Linked DNA regions of Mus musculus: region 1 is linked to region 2. Evidence: chromatin contacts called from ENCODE POLR2A ChIA-PET data. All regions are on one chromosome and are shown on one strand. Each heading gives the region's core, a stretch centred on a gene start or an enhancer-like site at or near the end of the contact. The rest is flanking DNA. Distances are from core to core; before and after follow the strand shown.

The links. ChIA-PET counts read pairs that join two places held with the same protein, here RNA polymerase II (POLR2A).
Region 1: POLR2A ChIA-PET joins it to region 2 with 22 read pairs in embryonic stem cell. The contact joins the promoter of Slx4 here to the promoter of Zfp597 in region 2. POLR2A ChIA-PET finds 5 or more read pairs at or near these places in 3 of 5 experiments (Patski and embryonic stem cell).

What each region holds. Positions count from the first base shown.
Region 1 is chr16:3,998,440-4,004,374 of GRCm38, reverse strand. It overlaps Slx4 (SLX4 structure-specific endonuclease subunit homolog (S. cerevisiae)), which reads left to right and starts at 2,697. Exons shown (of 15, transcript NM_177472.5): 1 at 2,697-3,014; 2 at 5,030-5,257. The coding sequence starts at 3,005.
Region 2 is chr16:3,869,032-3,875,076 of GRCm38, reverse strand. Zfp597 (zinc finger protein 597) reads left to right here and starts at 2,703. Exons shown (of 3, transcript NM_001033159.2): 1 at 2,703-3,018; 2 at 3,801-3,927. The coding sequence starts at 2,986. It also overlaps a transcript of Zfp174 not described here and a transcript of Naa60 not described here.

The DNA of each region.
Region 1 (5,935 bases), core at 1,448-3,947, 130 kb before region 2:
AAGTCAGCTACTACCTAGGACCTCCGGGTGACGCTGAAACCCATAATATGAGCCCACTGGGGCCTCCCGCCCTTAGGGCTGCACTAGCCAGGCACTAAGCCTGTGCCTGATGCTTTTTCCACACACATACCATGAGGGGATGCCACCACACGGTTTCTCATTTATTTATGCATATGTCTACATGTACATTTACACACCAGAAGGGGGCATCAGATACCCACGGGACTCAGTTAGAGATGGTTGTGAACTGGGAACTGAACTCAGGACCTCTGGACAAGCAGCCACTGCTCTTAATCGCCGAGCCACTCCCCGTTACCACACTTCATTAAACGCGACCATCAGTACCCTCACCCCGAAGCTCCTCAGCACTTAACAGAATTCATGGAGCGAGCGCTATCACCGCGCAGCCAGCAAGACTACACTGCTAGCTCGTGTGACCTCACACTGCCCGGAAACGTTGTAGTTGCTTTGAGAGACCGGAAGCCGACCCTCATCCCGCTTCCCCAACTCGGACCACGTACATAGTCTTGCGCACGCGCAGATCATGCGCCTGCGCACTCGTCATTCTCTGCTCGCAAGCCTCAGGGCGCAAGCGCAGCCCCGCGCGGTTCTCCGTTAAGAAGGTGCGGCTGAAGCGCGGGAGGTAGGAGGAGCTCGGCATCGGCCTAGAGTGTCCCGGTGCGGGGGAGTAGTGGTGGGGGTTGTCACTTCCCGCGGTTTCCCCTCTTCTGCGAGGCCTGAAGCCGTCTGTCTTGTCAGCCTTCCCCGGACGCCCGATCTTGACCGGTCCGCGGTGGAGTGACAGGAGCTGCACCGGGTAGACGGGGGCAGCGCCTGCCGGGAGGGAGGTAGGGACAGCCCAGCGATCAGAACCTTCTGTCTGGTTTTAGGGCCGTCAGGACGTTTCCCAAGGCAGGCCCAGTCCTTTTCCGTGGGTCACCCGTAAGGGTAGGCGGGAGGGTCCACCCTGCCCGAATCCATTCATTCCCTTAATTCCTGCTAGGAGCTGGTAGGCAGGTAGGATGCTGAGGAGGCAGGATTCCCCTACCTGGAAGCTGGCAGCCTGGTGGAATCCGTTATGTCGTTCAGCAGATATTGGTGGAGCACCTCCCAGAGAGGACAGACTTATGACTTGATTGTCAGGAGAGATGTGGGGACTCAACGCTAATGTGTCGTAGAGATTTGCACATCTAGCACAATCAAATTCAGTTTGTTTTTGCCTAACGTTCCAGGTCCCTGAGAACTGAATTGACCTCTCTGTCACTGCAGGCCTCTCCTTGCTACCATTTCTCTTCACTGTCTTCCCCCTGTATCAAACTCTTTGCAGTTTATGAATTCAACAGATCGTTGCCTAGCATTTGTTATAAGTTGGGTACCAGATAGCCCAAAGAAAATACAAGGTAAATAAATGTCTATCTAACTGATATGCTGAACTTCACTAACAGATAATTGAGTGAGTAGAAACATAGGCTCTGATACCCTGGAGCCACACTGCCCTGCTACTTCAGAACGGTTCCTTACACTGCTTGTGGCTGATTCCTCACCATAAGGAAAAGCTGACAGTAGATTGTATTATATAGTATTGCTGTAAGGATTAAATGGGCTAAAGATTTGAAAAGCAATTAGCATAGCATTGGGCATATAAGCTTTCAATGAATGTTATGCCCTGCAAATGATTATAAGCTGTGACAGGTGTCACTGTGGCAACCATGTGTGACAACATGGAGTGAGGTGGGGGAAAGAGCCCATGTGAAGGAGTAGGGGAGACGTCTATAAGATTATTGCACTATGTATTTGGAATGAATAGATTTCTGTCATTGGGTTATATAGGGAGGTGTGAGAGTGTGTGTGTGTGTGTATTCTCATCTGTTAGCCAGATGAGAATGTTGGGTATACTATTTTATCACTGTTGGCTTTCTTGAGACAGGGTCTCTCAGGAGCTTGCAAATTTTCAAGTAGTCTGGCCAACCTTCAAGGTTCAACAATACTCCTGTCTCTATCTCCCCTCCCATCCTCAGCACTGGGGCTACAATAGTGCCTCCACACCTGGTTTTGTTTTTTTTTTAAACATGGGTGCTGGCTATCTAAACTCAGGTTCCTGTCCTTTTCAGTAAGCACACTTACCCTTACTCACCAAGCTGTTTCCCCAGACCCAGATTATTCAGTTTTGATTTTGAACTAGAATATACTGTTTGCCCTAATAAACATTCATGCCTGTAAGAGCCAGCCTTTCTCTGCAGGCAGCTTAGAGAGCTCTTATGGACTCAGAATAGAAAAAAGGTGGCCTTTCTGTCTCCTGAATGTACAAGGATATATATATCCTTTTTCTCCTTATTTCAATCATTTTGCAGCATCTGCTGACTGTCCCATAAGCTGATCAGGTGACAGCTGGAGTCCTGAGGCCACTCGAGATAAGCTCCCTGTATTTGGGGAGCATATATCTGTGTGGCAGCTGCTCTTCATATTTTTCTCCAATTTCAGTAAAAACCACGTGTGTGCGTGCTTATGTGGTGTGTGATATGTCTTGTGTGTGATGTGCTCTGCACTGGGACATCCTGTGGAACAAGTGTACTTGTAACCAGACTGTATTTGGAGACTTTCCTCATACCTGACATCCTCTTGTACACCGTGGGAAAAAATGACATAAAATGGCAGTAGCTGTCTAATTATACTTAGATGCTTTTGGTTTTCCACAGATATAAAATTAGATGAACCTACGCCCTTTATCACTGTGGAGATCTTGGAGAATCACCTGATCACAGAGTTCACATGTGTTCTATCTCAGAGGCAGCTGTTGGACAACAAAATGCTCTCTCACTTGTGAAGTTTTTAAACAACTTATTTAGCTACGGGTCCAAATTGAAGGAAGATATAAAAGTCACATGGAGAGGAGGTCAGTACAAAGTCTCCGAGTAAATCAGAGAGAAGAGTTGCTGAGCTGCAGTGAGGTCAGAGGCGTGGGAAGGCCTGAGTGGGCTCACACACGAGTTCCTCATCTGTGGACATGGTTCCAGGTCGGTCCTCACTCCCCTAAAGACAAACCGGAAACCTTAAAACAGGTCAAGTGATGGAGGAGTCAGATGACGATTTCAAAGAACTCTGTGCCAGCTTTTTCCAAAGGGTGAAAAGAAATGGGACCAAAGAAGCATCAGGAGAGAGGACGAGGCAGAAGGCCTCTGGCCACACTCAGAACCGAGGCAAACGGAAAGAAGGCCGCCAAGTTGCCGCCAGGAGCAAAGCTCTTCAAGGCCCTTCAGAGAAGAAACCTCGATTAGGCAGCCAGACCCCTAGGACTACAAAGCAAGGGGCACCCAAGTCTCAAGAAGGGGGCCCAGCTCTCCCTGCGAATGGGAAGGGAGACGTTCTTGCTCCTACCCCAGATCAGCCAGTGTTGTGTGAGAGAGCACAGAGCATTCAGACAGGTAACCAGGCAGGACTCACTGCCAGATTTGGTTCCAGAAAGGAACCAAACTGATCAATGCTGTTGTTAACCAGGGCTCAGAAAATCTACTATGAAAGCAGATAGCTGGGTGTGGTGGTGCACACATCTAGTCCTAGCACTTGGGAGGCAGAAGGAGGGGAATCTCTGGGAGTTTGTGTCAGCTTAGTGTCTACATACTGAGTGTGGGATAGCCATGGCTATGCAGAGAGAGATCCTATCTCAAAAACAAAAAGGCCAGACAGCAAATATTTTGTTGTTGTTACAGTTCACATGTTTATGTTGCAACAACAATTGACTCTCTTTATCTATGCGATTCCAACTCTGTCCGAAGGTAAACATTTGATAAAAGAAATAATTTGTACTTAATATGTCCAGACTTTTTTTCTCGTTTTCATTCCCTAACAACACCTTGTAGCAACTATTTATATAGCTTTTGCTTTATATTGGATATCACATTAATATATAGGTGAATTAAAGTACACTAGGTATGCACAAGTTAAATGTAGATAGGTAGTAATTTTCAGGGGCACCGAGAACTGATCCCCCCTCGATACAAAGGGTCAACTCTTCCTAATGGCAGCTGTGGTGAGGAAGCAGCCCAGGACGATGTGGAGGTGAATGGGGGCCGCCGTGTGCTGATGAAACTTAATTTACAGAAATAAGCCTAGCCCTACAAGCAGTTTGCCCAGTCCTCTGTGTGCTCCCATGAGTGTGTTTAGAGCTTTGTGCTCCATGAGCTTTTTGTCACTGTTTATGTAGTTGACAGTAGTCATGTCAGCATAGAAATAATGGCACCTTTAGTATATGTGTGAATTGATTTTAAGGTAGGTACATTGGAATGGTCCAGCCAGTTTGCTCAGACTGAGGAGGCTCTCAGAGGATGGGCTGACAGCTTCCTCAGCTATCTATATGCTTCATCTAACCCTTCACACAGAACTGAAAACCAGACTTACATGTAAGATGGGCTCTGCCGGCTCCTGCTTTCTGTTTCCTCACTTTCTCTTCCTTACTGTAAAAAACATTTCTAGTGTGGGTGCAGAGTCTTTCATCGATGGTCTTAAAGTCTGACCTCCTGGAGACTGCTGAAGGACTCTACAGCCCTGCCCAGGCATGCTGGCCATTCAGTCTCTCTCTCTGCAGCCGGTGAAAGGCCTCAGTGATTTGCACATGCAAACCTGCACAGTTAGCCTGTAGCTTCCTGGGCTCCTAGATCTCCACTGAAGGCTGTAGGTGTATCTCAGGTTAAAACATGGGTCTAGGAAGAGATAAACACTTGTCATTAGTATTTCTTTATTAATAACATTATTGAGATATTGCTCATTACATAATTTTAAAGTATACAGTTGAGTGTGTTTAGTACATTCAGCATTATGAATCCATCACCACCACTACATAACTCGAGAGCATATTCGTCACCCCCTGCAGAACCCCAAGCTCAGCAGCAGGCACTGCATCCAGTGCCTTCTGCCGTTGTGTGTTTGCATAGCTGCAGTGAGTGGATGAACAGGTCCATGACTAGTAAAGAACTTTTGGAAATTTGAGTCTAAGCTATACAACAAAACCTGTGAATATTTTCTTCCTTGTCAGAGAGTGCTCCCAATGGCAACTCCCAGCCTCTTCCTTCCTGTTTCACGACAACTGGTGTACCAAGTCCCTCCAAACCCAGAGTCTCAGAGCTGGTTCTGCAACGGATGAAGCAGTTCAAGAGAGCAGACCCTGAGCGCCTGAGACACGCCTCAGAAGAATCCCCCCAAAAGACTGCACTGGGAGACGATGTCCCAAGGAGCCCTCCAGAGGAGACAGTGGGAGAAAATGGTACGGTGAGCATGCTCTGCCTTCTAAGATAAGTTACATTGTGTAGGAGAGGCAGTGCAAGAAGCCGCTGCCTTTATTTCTGTATACAGCTTTCTGTCTGCTCTTTACCTCACCACCTCATTGGAGCTAGCCAAAGAATGGAGTGTCCCTATAAAAACTATTTATGTTTTATTTTTAATTCTGTATACATTATGTATCTGTGTGGGTATGTACATGGGAGCATGGCTACCTGTGGAGGCTGGGAGAGGGTCCTGGCTCCCCTTGAGCTGGAGTTGCAGGCAGTTGTGAGCTGTCTGACATGGGTCCTGGAAACCAAACTCTGGTCCCCTGTAAGAGCACTGTACACTGAGAACCACCAAGCTGCCTCTTTACTCCTGGTTTCTTCCTGGACTTCCTCACACAGCCTCGTTCTTCTTTTCCTTTCTCCCTTTTCATTCCCCTCCACACTGCTTATTATGAAGCTAAGCTTTTATAGAGAGTTGGGTTTGTGTTTGTTGTGTGTTTGTGTTTTAAACCACAGTAAGGACTGAGGAAATTGTTTAGTGAGCAAAGTGTTTTCTGTGCAAGCATGAGAATTTGAGTTCAAATCCCCAGCATCTATAGCTGGGTACACACTGTGATTCTAACCCTGGACAGACAGACAGAACAGATATCCTGCATATCAGATATTTACATTAT
Region 2 (6,045 bases), core at 1,454-3,953:
TAACAAACAATATAATCATATATTAATAGAGAAAATTCCTCCATTTATAGTAAAAGCTCAGCAGAATGAGAGTGTTTTGCTATTACAATGTTTTGGGCATCTCAAGGGAAATACAGTGTCATAGGAAGTAGATTTGGATTAATTTAAACTGCATATATTAGGTAGCCAGGAAAAAGTTCAAAAAGGAAACATAATTGATAATGGGGAAAGGAGAAAATGATTTATATATTCAGTTAATACAAACGAGACAAAGATGGTGGTAGAAAATAGACAATAATAAACTGTGCTACAAATATCAGGAAGTGGTGTGAAAAGTGTCAACAAGTAATGTTTGTTTTGATTTAGACACATTTCATGGTAGCTCAGGATGTCCTCAAACTATGGAATTGAGGCTGACCTTGAGCTCTTAGTTTTTCTATCTCCACCTCTGTCTGGAACGCTTCAGTCAGCAGAGGGCATGCATCACTACCATGTACTTGGTGCTAGGTACCACAAAAGCTCAAGCTTTCATGTTTATTTCTTAGTCCACTTGTTGGGCTTGGTAGTTAACGACTACAAGAGGTGAGGGGAATGTTGACTCCACCCATCTCAGGGCTAACCTCTTCTCTGGTTAGATACTAAAGTGTTACTCTAGGCTTAGGTTCTGGACACTGGAATTGGCTCATCTTTTTGTAATAACTGAAACAGGGTTCAAAGTACAGAACCTTACATCTCTATCAGAAGATTCTTAGTTCAAATGAGACATCTATGAAAAAAAATGGCAAGCACAAAACAAGAGAAAGATGATCATGAGTTGTATCAAGATGAGATGAACATGCCTTTGCTGTAGGATTACATACCACTCTTCTTCAGTATTTTGAAGTGGTCTAGGTCTGTAGGGAAGTTTGTTCTCATTTTTTCATCTGTCAGTGAAGCATTTGGGTTTTTTACCCTGGGGTCTTTAGTGATCATTCCCAGACAATTTAGATAATAATGGATAGCTTGTCCTTGTGAGAATGTTACTGACTTTCTACTTGCATTTTTCCTTTACCCAGAGTTTTTACTTTGTAGTTAGATGGCTAGAGTGTGTCAGACTCTTCTCCCAGTGACAGAGCACTTGCATTGATAGGCCAAACCCTAATGAATCTTTATTCTTGAAAAACTTGGGATGGGTCCATTAAACAAAAAAAGTTAGCATGCAGTAGCTGTGTTCCATTGGCATTATCAACATATTTAATAGGAAACACGGGCCTGTATGCTGCCACTGAGCCCCAGAATGAACACAACTGCTTTAATTGTTTCGTTAGATTCTGTTGTTGGCAGTTGAAACTATCCTGACATTCTGTCAAATCCCACTACTCTTCACCTCAAATGTTTTAATAACCATGCAGCCAATCCCTGAGTAACCTGACATTAGCATAACAGATTATGTTGGCACTGGGTGGGGTGGCCTCATCTCTAATCCCAGCACTTGGGTGGCAGAAGCAAATGGATGTGTTCGATGTTGGAGGCCAGGCTGGTCTACAGAGCAAGTTCTGAGCAGCCAAGGGCATAGAGTAAGACTCCATCTCTAACGAAAGAGACAAGAGACCTGGGGTTTATTTGGAATTTTCAAGGTACTAATCTTGTTTGTTGACCCCCAAACTCTTTCTCATAATCTGGCGAATCTTTTCACTTAACATCTTATAATAGTTTAAATTGCCCTCTGTATTATCAAAGAGAGGCACTATGGGCTCTTTGCAGCTGAGGAAAGCAAAGTTAAAAGGTGTCCAGATGTGGGTTTGGATCTAGCTACTAAGGGGTACTGAGGCAAGACCTTAATTGCAGGTCTACTGGGGCTATACAGTGATTTCAGAGTTAGCTTGGGTCAACCTCATTTCAAAATAAAGTTTAAAACAAGGATAGGGGTCTGAGCTCAGTGGTAGAAAGTCTACTATGCGTGAAACCGTAGTTTCACCCTCAGTACCAAAGGGGGGAAAATTGGCACGATCATCTAATTAGTGACAGTTCTAGAAAGAGCTCGACTTTATGATTTTGAATCTTCAATTCGCTGCTCAATGTTGGTTACAAGAACATTTGCCACTAGGGCAGGTCCAGACATCCTGCGAAGGAAATCCGCGGTCTATTCCCGCTCGATGTCCGCTATGGGCCCCAATCATTTGGTTGGACTACACCTGTCGGGTACAATGGTTCATGTCCCTAGAATACTTCGGGAACGGACACGAGCAACAAGGCTAACCTGACCTGAATTTGTGATTGCACAAAGATAACCTCTTACACACCGTAGCCCCACAATCCATCTGAGACTGGGCTTGGGCCCAAGCTAAGCCTGGATCTCGGGGCCTCTCATTCACCTCACCCCCTCCTACCGAAAGCTCCGGCCCCCCCAGCGTCTGTGTGTTCCCGCCATCCGTGATCGACTCCAGAGTGGTCCGGTCTCTGCTTTCGGAATCACCGTGTCCCTCAGGGACCATTCTACTGCTCCGACTGAACATATCAACAGGCGGGGCACTCACCACCGAGACCCAGCCAGAGGAACCGGAAACGGCTGCTTGTAGAAGCTCAGGAATAGCCTCTCAGTTGCCAGGTGCGATTCAGGTCCTCGGGAAGCTGCTCAATTGGTCCATTAAGGAGGGACCGCCGCCTCGGGAGTACGCTGGCCAATCAGGATGCAGGATGGATGGGGGGGGTCGCTTCCGGCGGTTTCCCTGCAGCTACTGCGTGGGGAGCATGGGAGCGTGGGAGTGTTGTGGTGGCCTCCGCCTCCTTTGTCGCGTCTCGGCTGGGCGTGGCTTCACGCTGCTTCTGCCGGGTTGGGCGAGGTTGTCGGTACTCCGGGGCTGGTGAGTGTGGCTGTTTCAGAGCTGTTTTGGAGAAAGAAGCCGTCAGCTCAGATTCTCAAAGGAGCTTGAGGGCGAAGTGGAAAGGCCTGGCAGCGGAGTTGGAGACTCTCCACTCGAAGTGTTGTCCAAACGTGGGGACTTAAGGAGCCCTTCCTTTCCCCAGATGGCGTCCACGCTCCCCACATCGGATGAGCAGGTGAATTGTGTCGCTATTTTCCTACAGGTGTCCTGACCTGGCGGCAGTTAGACGCGCAGGTCCTGAGGCGCCTCCTCAGATAGCCCTTTGACCAAGCTGTCTTACGTTTCTTGGCTTACCGACTTCCTCATTTCAGAATCATCAGGTGGAGGAGAGCCCTAGCAGGGGTCTATAACAATTTCTCAAAGTTATCTTGCTGAAATGCGTCTCCAAATGGCAGATTCCTGGGCTTCACACCTGTTGAATAATGATAATTAAAACCCAGGTGAATTTTACACCAAAAGCTCTATGGGTTTACAGGAACAGTAAACTTAGGAGAGAACTAGAGCTTTAGGTGGTGGTGGTCGTGATGTGTGTGTGTGTGTGTGTAGCTGAGCAATCACTGATGAAAAAGAAACACAAACTAGCAAAGAATGATGTTAGGAAACTCCTAAAAACTATTTCTCAGGATTCTTACTGGGCTGGCCAGTGTCGTCCCCCCCCCCTTCCCCTCCCTTCTTAGAGAATCCGAAATAATTTCTCTCCCCAAGAATTGTTCACTTATCTTTTCAGGAAAGACTACGTTCTCACGGTGTACTTCTTGATTCTCACACCACTGTTTGAAAATTTATGTTTATGCTCTCTCCCCCACCCTATTCAAGCCATAGAGTTCCCCCAGGGAGGAATATTTTACACCAAGCCTTTTCGCCTTAGAATGCGGAGGGGTTTAGCTCTTTTCAGCCTTCCAGGACACTCAACTGACCTGCTAGCTTTTTATACTAACAACAGTGCTTCTGTTTCAGAGACCACTGCTATTTGAAGATCTGGATGTGTATTTTTCTCAAGAGGAATGTGTGAGTCTGCACCCTGCTCAGAAGACCCTCAGCAGAGAAGCCCCATTGAAGAGTTTTGAGAATTTGGACTCGATAGGTAAGACAGTTGTTTCTCCTGCATTATGGAACTTTCATCAGTTCTAGGATGAACATTGTATGCCTTGTCCACACTGGTGGTGGATTGAGACCTATCTGTGACACACACACACACACACATATTGTGTATTATGTATACGTATCTATCTATCTATCTATCTATCAAAATCACATGTATATGTGGATTTCTATAGCTATAGCAAGAACTTGTAGGAGAGAACAAGTGTCAGAGTCAGATAATGTTTTCCCTTGTGTGAGCATGAGGGCCAGTGCACATGCATTAGTGTGCAGGCCAGTGGTGATGTCAGGTGACTTTCTCATTTGTTCTCCACTCTACTTACTGAAGTCTAGTTAGCTAGCTTGCCTTGGGATCCCCTGTCTCCATATCCTGAGTGCCAGGATAACAAGGTGGGCCACAACATCTACCTGGCTTTTTCTGGGTGTTGGGGATCCAAATTCCTGTTCTTAGCTTACACTGTAAACATTTTATATGCTGAGCCATCTTCCTAGCCCTGAAATGATTTCTTAAAAGAAATTCAGTCAACAATAGTGACCATGGTTTCATATATGTGCCAGTACCTTGTAATTTCCTTAAATAATTGTTGGAGTCAAATTAATTTTACTCAGAAAACTTCATTAACATAGAGACTTGTCATTTGCTAAAGATTAGAAACAGATTTTCTCTTAAGGGGGTATTTTGCCTTTCTAACGTAAGAGTAACCATATGCAGTATCCCTATGCCTGCATAGACATCTAAACTATTTTTCAAAATTCATGACTTATATTTTCCACTTCTGCCATGTTCATGTTATCCTCTATCTTCTTGAATATATGTGTGTATGTATGTATGTATGTATGTGTGTATGTATGTATGTATGTATATTATATATGTGTGTGTATGTGTATGTATGTGTATATATATGTGTGCGTGTATGTATGTGTGTGTATATTATATGTGTGTGTATGTGTGTGTATGTATGTAAGTGTATGTGTGTATATTATATATGTGTGTGTATGTATGTGTGTGTGTGTATGTGTGTGTGTATATATATGTGTGTGTATGTGTGTGTATATATGTATGTATGTGTGTATGTGTATATATGTGTATATATATGTGTGTGTATGTATGTTTGTGTGTATATTATATATGTGTGTGTGTATGTAGTGTATATATGTGTGTGTGTATGTGTGTGTGTATGTGTATGTATGTATGTGTGTATGTGTGTATATATATGTGTGTGTGTGTATGTTTATACTTAACAACCCAGGGTCCCCTTGGTTCTTTTTTGCCAACTTTCTCAGCATATCCTTTCAGCTCATCTCTGTTTCTTTTTGTCATACGTGAACTCACAGAAACACTTTGTACCAGGAACCCCAAGTGGCCACACTTGGCTGAGATGCTGGTGGATGATTTTAACACTCCTTCCTATCCTTCATTCGAGTCTCTCCAGAATTATTCTTATCTTCAATAGCCAGCCTACAGGAGCCCCTCCCCCGTCCTACTTCTGCTCCCTCAGCACTCTGCCTTCCTGATGCTCACCCTTGTCCACCTGGCTCTTACCTGCTGCCCTCATCAGTCTCAGTGTCACCTACTGACCTGCAGAAGAACTCTCCACCAGGGAACCCACAGTCACTGCACCTGCATAGGCTTCAGCGTAGACAACAGTAACCAAACACATGTTTATGAACATAATATAAATAATAGGACATTTATATATATTTATAAATATATATAATAGCTCTTTTGCTACTTTCTTTGCTGATTTTATTTATTTGGTTTTATGAGGCAGGATCTACGTAGTCTTGGCTATCCTGGAACTCCCTAATGTAGACCAGGCTGGTCTTGAAACCACACAGATCTACCATCTCTGCCTCCCAAGTGCTAGGATTATAAGCATATGGACACACTAATTTTAAATATATGTGTCATTTCTGGGTCTATTTGTATTGATTGGCTTTTCTTCTTTTTTTATTTTTATTTTTTATTTTAATTAGGTATTTTCTTCATTTACATTTCAAATGCTACCCCAAAAGTCCCCCATACCCTCCCCCCCACTCCCCTACCCACCCACTTCCACTTCTTGGCCCTCGAGTTCCCCTGTACTGAGGCGTATAAAGT